Linked DNA regions of Mus musculus: region 1 is linked to region 2. The links are chromatin contacts, found by Hi-C in ENCODE. All regions are on one chromosome and are shown on one strand. Each heading gives the region's core, a stretch centred on a gene start or an enhancer-like site at or near the end of the contact. The rest is flanking DNA. Distances are from core to core; before and after follow the strand shown. Region 1 holds the start of Ndufs6 (NADH:ubiquinone oxidoreductase core subunit S6). Region 2 holds the start of Fastkd3 (FAST kinase domains 3).

The links. Hi-C counts contacts between places; a loop is a spot of excess contacts on that map.
Region 1: a loop to region 2 is called in a map of T-helper 2 cell, with 7 times the contacts of the local background. The contact joins the promoter of Ndufs6 here to the promoter of Fastkd3 in region 2. A Hi-C loop is called at or near these places in 3 of 37 maps with a recorded cell type or tissue (T-helper 17 cell, T-helper 2 cell and regulatory T cell).

Annotation. Positions count from the first base shown.
Region 1 is chr13:73,325,307-73,330,634 of GRCm38, forward strand. It overlaps Ndufs6 (NADH:ubiquinone oxidoreductase core subunit S6), which reads right to left and starts at 3,176. Exons shown (of 4, transcript NM_010888.2): 1 at 3,033-3,176; 2 at 2,110-2,163. The coding sequence starts at 3,140. It also overlaps a transcript of Mrpl36 not described here.
Region 2 is chr13:68,580,659-68,585,922 of GRCm38, forward strand. It overlaps Fastkd3 (FAST kinase domains 3), which reads left to right and starts at 1,552. Exons shown (of 7, transcript NM_027123.5): 1 at 1,552-1,692; 2 at 2,881-4,344; 3 at 4,520-4,605. The coding sequence starts at 2,904. It overlaps Mtrr (5-methyltetrahydrofolate-homocysteine methyltransferase reductase), which reads right to left and starts at 1,511. Exons shown (of 15, transcript NM_172480.3): 1 at 1,407-1,511; 2 at 1-57. The coding sequence starts at 21.

The DNA.
Region 1 (5,328 bases), core at 1,926-4,425, 4.7 Mb after region 2:
GCACACTGCAAAATAAAAGCCATGGAGCCTGCCCGTCCTCTCAATATGCATTAGTGTCCAACTTCCAATGTCACAGTTGCAGTTAGCTGTAGAAAATAACTGTCATGCTAGTATACTCAATTATCCTGTTCTCAACACCACTCTGGAGGACTGGAGACAGGAGGTGTGCACAGCAGGGGGTTGCACGCAGCAGGTGTCTGACACCACACTAAAGGACACTAGGCAGGAGCGCAAGCAAAGGCCACAATGATGAGGAGCACAGCAGCTCCTAAAAGTAAACAGAGATGTCCCTGCCACACTAAGAGCAGAGGTCGCCACTCCCAAGGCAATCCATCTCCTGGACACCTCCAGTGACAACGTCTATGAAAAACACTCCAAGTTACAAATGAGAAAACTGAACTTGAGAAGTAGCAGCCTATGCCACTCACCCCAAAACTGTGGTAGCATAAAGTTCACTGCCTTCCACCCACTTAATGCAGACACAGCACACATGCACACACTCATGCACAGACACATGCATATCCCCCCTCCCTCTCTCTCCTGGCAGACATTGGAACCAATCCCAGCACTCTTTCACTGAACCTGGAGTGGACTTCGGGACCCTTCTTGCAGTATAAGCAAGGAAAGAATACAATTATCTGTGCCTCTTATTCACTAGGCGCATGAGGATTCTGGCTGAAACTTGGAAATATGACCTTACAGATAACTAATGCGTAGCAAGTGAGTCTGCTACACAGAACTCGGAAACTAGACACTGGGACAACAATGTAGCCAAGATCAGAGAGGGCAGGGGAACAACGCTGAGCTAGGATACGGTAGAACAACAAAAAAAAAAAAAACCAACAACAACAACAAAAAAAAAACACCAAGCTGACTGTAAAGGTCAAGAGCGTGACTGAAGGCAGACACGGAAGGTGAACAATTTTGGAAACACAGAAGCCAGACCGTGAACTACCATATTACAAGGAAGAAACCAGGAGCTATAGATGCAAATATCACAGAGAAACTTGGGCTACATAGGCAGAGGAGACCACAGCCTTCTATTCTTTCCCTAGCAGGATAGTTACATGTGTCTGAACTAAATGACCTTTCTCTGTGTAGGAGACTCAATCTACTGGTTACCCCTGGGATCACATGGCACAACTAATTTGATGAAAACTACAAAAATCTTACCTCAAAAAAGTTATCAGAAGAGTACATTTTAATAGTATGTCTTCCTTTAATCTAAGAGATAGTGTGCTGGCTAGTTTCCACTTGACATATTCCAGGGTCTTGCCTCCACATGATTAGCCTGAGGCAAATCTGTGGCATTTTCTTGGCTAATTGATGTGGGAGGGCCTAGCTCACTGTGGGCAATGCCACCCCTGGACTGGATGGTGGTCCTAGGTGCCATAAGAGTAAGAGCCATAACATGGAGAGTAAGCCAGTAAGCAGCACTCCTCCATGGTCTCTGCATCAGTCCCTGCCTCAAGTTCCTGCCCTGACTTCCCTCAGGAATACGACCTGAGAGTTATAAAATGAAACCCTTTTGTCCCCAACCGCTTTGGGTCATGGTGTTTTATCTCAGCAATAAAAAAAAAAAAAAAAAAAAAAAAATGCTACGGCAAGTACCAGACTGAAAACAAGATCATGCTTATGAAAATCTCAACTACTGTTCCAAGATGCTCTGCAGTCTGAGAGGAAGAGAAAAAAAGTTAACACAATTTGTACTTAGGACTCTGCGTTTTCTAGGGTGGTTGTGATATGTGAGGATTTCTTTAGCTTCTTCCATGTTAAGCTGGCACACACTAAGTACCACTTCCAGGAGGAGCCTAGGACCAACAATGAGGATACAAAAGAGCTACCTCAAAGCTCAAATACCTTTAAGGAACACGAGCTACCTCAAAGATGGGCCCAAGTACAAACATGAAATCCACTTGTCTCTTTACACCTCATACAGAGCTTGAAGGTATTTTTATGCAATACCTCAGTTGTGCCTGTCTTTTCATTACAATCTACCACCCAAGTCAGGCGCAGGATTCACTGTGGTACATTAGTGCTCAATACACTTCCGGCATTTGAGTTGCTCAACCTGCTTAAGTTTTACGAATTCCTCTATCTTTCACTTACCTCTTTCTGACGATCTACAAAACGAACCCTCCTGTAGTCTTTTTCATCATACACCTGGAAAAAAAAGGCCATCTATTATTCTAAATAAAGTCACATAATATTGATTGAAAATACTATAGAACGATGTTCCCCTTGGCCTATACCCATTGATGAGGAGACAGACCCACTAAGAGGCAAAATGAACTTGTACTGAACGGTCTCAGGGGATGACAGGCTGGAGTGCAGACTGGAGACAAAGTTCCTGCCCTCACAAGTAGCCAACTCCAACAGGCGCGATTTCATTTCAGCAGACATAGTTTCTCATTTTTTGGTTCACTATTATATTGAACGAACGCTAGGGTTGCTTTATACACTATTGATAGGCTATTTCTCCACTGGTGAAATGAACCAATTCAAGCCAGATTAAATTATATTAAAGGTAGGTTTATTGGGAAGCCGCTCTCAGGTGAGTTCACTGGCCCCAAGGATTGAGGCCAGAGAAGTCACCATTGGGACAGGAGGAGGGGTCGGGGGAGAGAAAGGGAGTGTGTTCAAGGAGAGGAGAAAGAGACAGGGTGGGAGAAACCAAAATGCCTGGATTATATAGGGAGGATCCTGGGCTGCAACGCCAGGTAGGGACTGAGGAATGCTGGGAGAACCTGCATGCCGGGTCTCCTTTGATATGTAAAATATGCACCTCAGTCCTCTGTCCCGGGTCCAAAACACAACAATCATTTGTTAAAACATTGAACTTAATATAAAGATATGGCCTAAAGAATGAGGAGATCCAAGTCCCAACCGAAAGCCACCAGCTAGAAACCGGAGCAGCGGGTTGCACAAGGTGAGCCCAGTAGTGCCGCGCGCTAGCCTGGCAGAAGCACACCTTGCTGCGCTCCCTGCTACCGTCAGTCTTGGGTTCCAGGCATGGCGGGCGCGGCCGTTACCTGGCCGGTATGCGTGATCTTTTCCCCGCTCGGCGACACTTGAACCCCGAAACCCCGTGCAGCCCTGGGGAGAGTCAACAGCCGGCGGAAGGTCAGCACCGCCGCCATCTTGCCGGTGACCCTTGACCCCACGCGTCGTACCAAGTGCCGGCGCAGGCGCACAGCAGTCGGCGGGGAGTACTTGTGGAACTTTTTTCGTCCTATGCCTGAGCGGCTGGCGGGGCTGGTGGTGGAACTGGATAGGATGCGGAGCTGCGGCTTAACTGTGCGCAGTGTTCAAAGGTTACTAGTGTGACAAAGGCAGGGGGTGGGGGGACGGAAACTGAAGATGCGCTGTGTGTGCTTTTATGCCAATGGAGAAAATGCAGATTTTCCGTGGGTTGGTTTGTTTTTTGTTTTCTGTTTTGTTTTGAGTAAAGAAGTAAGTTGTTCAGCAGAAGAAACAGTTTGTGCAGTCAACTCTCCTGGTCCTGTATGTTGGTGTAGGAAAGTTAGATTTCTGAGCATTTTTGCAACGCTGCAGTAGTTCAGTTTCCAGTTAGACTGCAAGGAAGTTTACCCAGCATTGGAAAGCTGTCCGGAAAAGCTCTGCTATGTAGAAAAAAACCTGATGCAAATCGTAGTCTGTAACTCTGAAGGCTGTTTTGGCCTCTCCTGCCTCATTTGAATCTGAGTCCGAACCTCCCTTGGAACGACATATACTGTCAAACCCCAAAGTAGCCTGAACAACTTTGCTCAGAGGTAGACAGGTGGGACCCCAGACTCAGAGCAGGGCCGGGTCACTAATTCCGAGAAAGTGCCAGAAGCTAGCATGTGTTGTTTGGGATCTCTTGGCCAGGATTGGAGGTTAATGACCTGGTATCTACCTTTCTGTGCTCTGCTATAGCATAAGGACTAGGTGAGTCTGAAGACGAAAGGGGTAACCAGAGAGGGCCCTAAGACACAAGGACAAAGACCTCGCCAAGTTGAAAAATGCCCCAATAAATGTGGGCCTAAGATGCCCTGGCTAGCCTTAAGCTCTGTAAGCCAGGCTAACCTAGCACTCACTGTCTTCCTGCCTCAGCCTTTGGAGTGCTGGGATTTCAGGCTTATGTCTCCACACCCTGTCCTGCAGATTTGTCTCATTCTCCCTCTTTTTAAAGGATTTATTTTATATGTATGAGTGTATACATTTATATATGGCCATGTGTGTGGTTACCTGGTACCAAGAGAAGGGCACAGGATCTCCAGACAGGTCAAGTTACAGTCCATTTGAGTAGTTGTGTGGGTGCTGGGAACAGAATGATGGTCTTCTGCAAGAGTAGCAGGTGCTCTTAGCCATCAAGCTATCTCTCCAGCCCTAAGTCTCTATTTAAACCCTAACACCCCCTGTCTGTGTATGAGTTCACACACATGTGAGTTCATACACAGGTGCCACAGAGCACATGTGGAAGTTGGAGGAAGCCAGTCTCTTTTTCCATGTGAGTTCTGGGGACTGAACTGAGGTCTACAGACTTGCATGGAAAGCACTTGTGACTCCCAGGCCATCTCTCTGACCCACATTATTTTTTTTAATTGCTAGAACTCTGGAGTCCTTTTTTCCTTTTCTTTCTTTCTTTCTTTTTTTTTTTTTTTTTTAGGCATTTTTATTAGATATTTTCTTCATTTACATTTCAAATGCTATCCCCCAAAGTCCCCTATACCCTCCTCCCTCCCCCCTCCCCAACCCACCCACTCCCACTTCCTGGCCCTGGCATTGCCCTGAACTAGGGCATATAATCCCCAAAGAAAGACCAAGGGCCTCTCCTCCCATTGATGGCCGACTAGGTCATCCTCTGCTACATATGCAACCAGAGACACAGCTGGGGGGGGGGGGCGGTGTTTACTGGTTAGTTCATATTGTTGTTCCTCCTATAGGGTTGTCAACCCCTTTAGCTCCTTGGGTACTTTCTCTAGCTCCTTCATTAGGGGCCCTGTGTTCTGGCAAATACAGAAGTGAATGCTCACAGTCATCTATTGGCTGGAACTCAAGGTATTCCTATGGGTGCTTAGTGTGAAGGGTGAGACTGGGAGTTAGAGAGAACTACATTAGCCTTAATGACAACCTACTTTGCTATACATAAAAATAAGATGGGTAGATTTACGAACCACCTGAAATCCAATGTATATGAATTAACTGTAGAAGCCCTATATATAGGAATTACCTGTACGCACACATATATACATATATACATGTATATATATGGAAATTAACTGTAGAAATCAGTAATGGTGTATGTTGGTCTTTCCACGTTCCTTGTTGCTTTTCCTAGTTCGC
Region 2 (5,264 bases), core at 302-2,801:
AAGTAACAAAAACCTTCTCATCACCTCAGGTCATCAGCTGCAACTCTAACAGTGAGACTAAAAACCACAAAAGGAAGAAAGGGGTACACTGTTTAATGAAGCAGGTAGCCCGCAGGACACCCAAACATAATTTCAAACAGCCTTCTCTAAACTTGTTCCTTAGCACTGATTTTAAACGAATCGCAGTATGAGAGAATTAAGACAGGAGGTATACAAAAGTGACGTTTTTGAATTGTCCCTGATGGCGTGAAACCCACTCTTGATTTCTAGCTACTGTTGGGTCTTGCAAGTGTCTGTCATTCATTAGTGCCTAACTATAGGAGTGATCTGCCTTTCTGCCCATTTGTACTCTGAATTAGGATCATAAGCCTGAATGGTGAAGGGGCTAAGCCATGCTCAAACACAGTGTCGCTTACAAAGGCTATTGTTTCTGCCGTTTAAAAACAAAGCAAAAAAAAAACAAAAAACAAAAACAAAAAACAAAAACAAACTGTAACTCAGCAGTTAAGAGACCACTGACTGCTCTTCCCAAGGTTCTGAGTTCAAATCCCAGCAATCACATGGTAGCTCACAACCATCCCTAATGAGATCTGACGCCCTCTTCTGGTGCCTCTGAAGACAGCTACAGTGTACTTACATATAATAATAAATAAACCTTTAGGCTGGAGCGAGCAGGATCCTCCGGAGCAAGTAAAGGTTCTGAATTCAAAGTCCCAGAAACGACATGATGGTTCACAACCATCAGTACAGCCACAGTATACTCATATATATAAAATAAATAAGTAATCTTTAAAAAACCAAAACTGTAACTGTACAATGTTCACGTGAAACTGGGGAGTTCGTGTTTCCTGCTAGATCCTAATCAAAGCACTGGTCGTCATCAAAGATGGCATCATTGCATCTATCAGTAGTCAGCGTACATGGACTTTACACAGAGACGGTATTTCTAATTCATGCCTTACCCCGGAGATAACCAAGAGAAAAAGAAGATAAAGGGCTCTGGGATTCCACACTCCGCCATTCTATCCAGTGGCTAACGCTGAGTGGTAGCCGGCCTATATAAAATTATCTTTTCCTGAGTGAATCAACTCTAGTTAGTTTCTAAGCACTTGTGGCTTATCCGCTGGGGAGCTAGGACACAAACCCTTCAAAGGTTCATCGGGAAGCACTGCCACAGACTCGACAGGACCAATGGGTGACACGTGCGAGCTCACGAGGTTTTGGGAAAGGTGGCGGAGCCGACTCCTCCCAAGTGCTCCCCGTGAACCCCACCGCGGTCCGCCTCCCAAGTGCTCCCCGTGAACCCCACCGCGGTCCGGAAAACTCAGCGGCTCATCCCCACTGCGCAGGCGCGAGTCCCGGCTCCCCCACCGCTTCCGTCGCTCCCGCCGTCCCCCGCCGAATACCTCCAGGCGCGAATTCCCGCGCGGAACCCCGTTCTCCTCCGACAGGCACAGTCCGGGAGCACTGCGCACGCGCGCGGCACAGCACGCATGCTCCGCACGACCGCCAACAGACATGCGGGCGGACCTGGGCCAATCGCTGATCGCCGGATGTGGGTGGGTGGGTGGCCTTAGTGCCGCGCACGCGCCGGAATGTTCTCCAGGTAAGGGGCAGCGTCCGTGTACGGACGCTCCCAGGGCTCGGAAGCTCCGTGTCTGTCCTGTCCCGGGTGCGGCTTGGAGCCGCTCGGTAAGTGTCTCGGGATTAGGACCCCCGGGCTTCCCCACTCGTGCTCCGTGGGCTCCGGTCCGGTCGCGCGGCGCCTGCCTCCGCCGTTGCCCTGCTCCGCTTGCTTTTCTGTGATTGTGCGTGAGCCCCAGCCCAGCTTCTCAGCGCGAATTACCATGCTTTGCCCGGCTCATACCCGGAGTTTGAATCTTGTCGGCTGCTCCTCCTCTCTCGCAATTATCAACATTGACGTTCCCTTTCCCCATCACGTGAGTGTCGAGATTTGGAGGTAGAATCTGAATTCCAGCTCTTCCTCTTCGCGCCCAGCTTCACTGTACACAGAGGTGGTTTCCTTGGGCTGCAGGGTCCTTAGCGGGAAAAGCGTCAACCAGACGAACTGAATTACAGTAACCTAGCCCATAGGCAGGACTTAAAGTAAGGGCTGGGCAGCGATCGCAGTTAGGGTTAGGAGCCAGCATCTCGCCCAGACACAGTGAAGCCACAGGAAGTCAGCCCTATGATGCTTCAGTCTACCCGACAACACTAAGGTGTTCAAGGGCCACTGAAAAGAAATTTCAGAATGAGCCAGAGCGCAGCAAGGTCAATGAGTTCTGATTACTCAAAAAATAGCCTTTTTTGAAAACTGAAGAGACGCGTAAGCCTGAAAGCCTGAGTAGTAACTTATGTATAGGATTATGGGGTTTGGGGGGCTATTTAATCAGCAGCCAACTTTAAACATATTAAAGGAGACATGCCTTGGTGCACACCCTTCACTTTGTCCATAGAACATGGCCTTTGAAGAGGAATTACGTTGTGGTAAAACATTAATCTGAGATCCTTACATACACATAGGACTCAAGGAGTTTAGATATAAGGCATAGTTCATTTAAAAAAAAAAACCTAGTGACACTGCCTAGAAAGGGGTGTGCATGTCTTCTACCGGTGCCTTGTCTAGTTATGGTGCAACTGTTGGGTGTCAGCCAATTGGGTGTGGCAATCAGGACCAGGAGAGTGGGGACCCCCTTCCCAGGCTTTCTCTTGTTTCCTGGCTCGGTGGGAAAAGTAAACCTTGGTTTTTAAAATATTTTTGCAAGGTTCTTTTTTTTTTTTAATCTTTGTCATGGGATACTCATTCTTAGTTTCGTAGCGTTGGTGTTGTCTTTCTCAGCATTTGACCATGGTTTTTGTTTTTGTTTTTCTTATGCTAAGTCACATGTTGTGAATTCTATGGCATGGCGTTCATCACCCTGCGGAGGGCCTTTTGTCATAAGTCCATTCTTTGGATACCTGGAGCTGTGGTTGCTCTGAAAATTCACCCTGCCAGTCATGCCCCAAAGGCAGTCACAGATCGCCTGAGTGTGTGCTTCTGCTCCCTACAACCTGAGCTGTTCAGGGTCAGATTCCATCACGCATACTGTAAAAACTTCCACTCAGAAAAGGGAAATGACTTTCATCCCGTGGGCGAGCCATGGTCCTCCCAGGCGCAGGAATGGAACCAGCCAGGACAGAGTCTTCAAAACGAGGATGAAGAGATGCTTTTCAGGAGACTAAGCTACTTCACTTCCTTTGAGGAAGTGCTGAGTTTCATAAGTGCCCTGGACACCCTGCCTGTCCCTCTGGCAATGGCAGCTCTACTCAGGATCTGTGAGATAGGGAGGAGGGATGGTGAGCAAAGGCTGCCAGAAGGAGTGCTGGAGAACCGTGCCTTCCAGGCTCTTTGCCTCCGGTGTGAGCGAGACCCCTCACACCTGACCAATGCTGGTTTGGTGACAGCTTTGCAATCTCTGCTTACGTTGTTGCCTGCAGATCCTCAAAGTAGCCTGATGCTGAGCCTGGTGGCAGAATGCCAACGTCGTCTCCAAAGAGGCAACCTCGAAGTCCACCATCTTTGTGTCCTTGGGGAAAGTCTGGCCATGCTTCAAGGTGCGAGTTGTGAGACCCTGAAGCTGGTTGTCCGTCAACTTCAAAGTAAAAGTGTGGAAACATTTGCTCCAGAGGAGATCACGTCCGTTTATAGGATTCTGCAGGTGTGTCCTGAAGAAGTAGACAAACACCAGATGTTCTTAAACACATTAAACAACTTCTCCATTTCAGTAGTTCCCTACCTGAGCCCTAAATCCATTAGCCATGTCCTCACCGCCTTAGTGGCCCTGGACCAGACTCACGCACTCCCACTGCTTATAAAGCTGGGCAAGTACGTTGTGAGATACATCCCCCGTTTTACCAACGAAGAGCTCAGGAAGGTCTTGGAGGCGTTTGTCTATTTCGGACACAGTGACAGGTTCTTCACAGAGGCCTTAGAGCAACATGTGTCCGCCCTGTGCTTCTCCCTGGACCCCGCTGTGGCCAGCTCCGTGATGGGGTACTGCAGCAGGAAACGGATTCTCTCCAAGCCCATCTTCGACGTAGTCTCAGAGATCGTTGTTTGCCAGTGGGACAGACTTTCACCTAGTCAGATTGCCGAGCTAATTGAGCCATTTGGAAAGCTCAATTACGTGCCACCAAACGCCCCTGCCCTGTTTAGGAAGGTAGAAAATGTGCTCTGTGCCCGTTTACATCACTTCCCACCAAAGATGCTACTGAGGCTCCTTCATTCATGTGCGCTGATTGAGCGACATCCCGTCAACTTCATGTCAAAACTATTCAGCCCCTTTTTCCTTCAGCGGCTGCAAGGTGAGGCGGTTAAGAAGTGATGTATAACTTGGGATGTGGTCAGGCACTGCTTACACTGAGAGCTCCAGTGTCGTTTCAGACTGCTTGCTCCGGAAGTAGCTGGGTGGTTTTATAATTATAATCCCTCATTTACATGCCAACATTCCAAGCCAATAGTTGTTTTTTTTTTCCCCAGGTAAAGAGTCATATTTGGACAGATTGAGCCTGGCACAGCTGACCCAACTTTTCCTAACCTCCGTCCTAGAGTGTCCGTTCTATAAGGTGAGAACAGAAACACGAGTGGTGTGACTTATGTCCCCAGGATGCTCATCTTTTGTGCACTAAACATCTTCAATTTCCTTTGATGTTGGTCCCAAAGAGCAGAGCTTTCTCATAGGCTGGATTGGTCCCAGACATCTTTTGTCCTGTTTCCTCCCACCCACCCCCGTTCCCTTTCCTCATTCTTGTCCTAGAAGATGGGTTTCTGGCCGTGTAGTTCCTTAGACTTCATCAGACAAGAGAGATTCACTATGACAGATTTCCCAGCAGGCTCTCGCATTCACGTCACTGCTGTGTTACTCTAGACTGGACAGAGGCAGAGTGACTGCTGAGTGTCTCCTTAGCCACGCCCAGCAGGTTGCCCTAGTTCAGCTGGCGCTTGCCTTTTCCACACGGCCTGTTCTCCTAACTCACAAAGCTCCTGTAGAGTTAGAATTGGCATCCCCCAGGGCTGGCTCACACCCCTGCCCCTCTGTGCTCACTCAGTATCTGATTGAAGAGTAACATCCATGAATAAGAAACAGAACTAGTCTTTACAGCTGCCTGGGCTGCTCTGATGTCTGCCTACCCTACACCCTCGAAAGACTAAAACAGCCGTTTCTCCACCCAGATTTAGGGAAACCATGTGCGCTCCCTGTGTGCTGCTTTCCCATTTGAAGCCG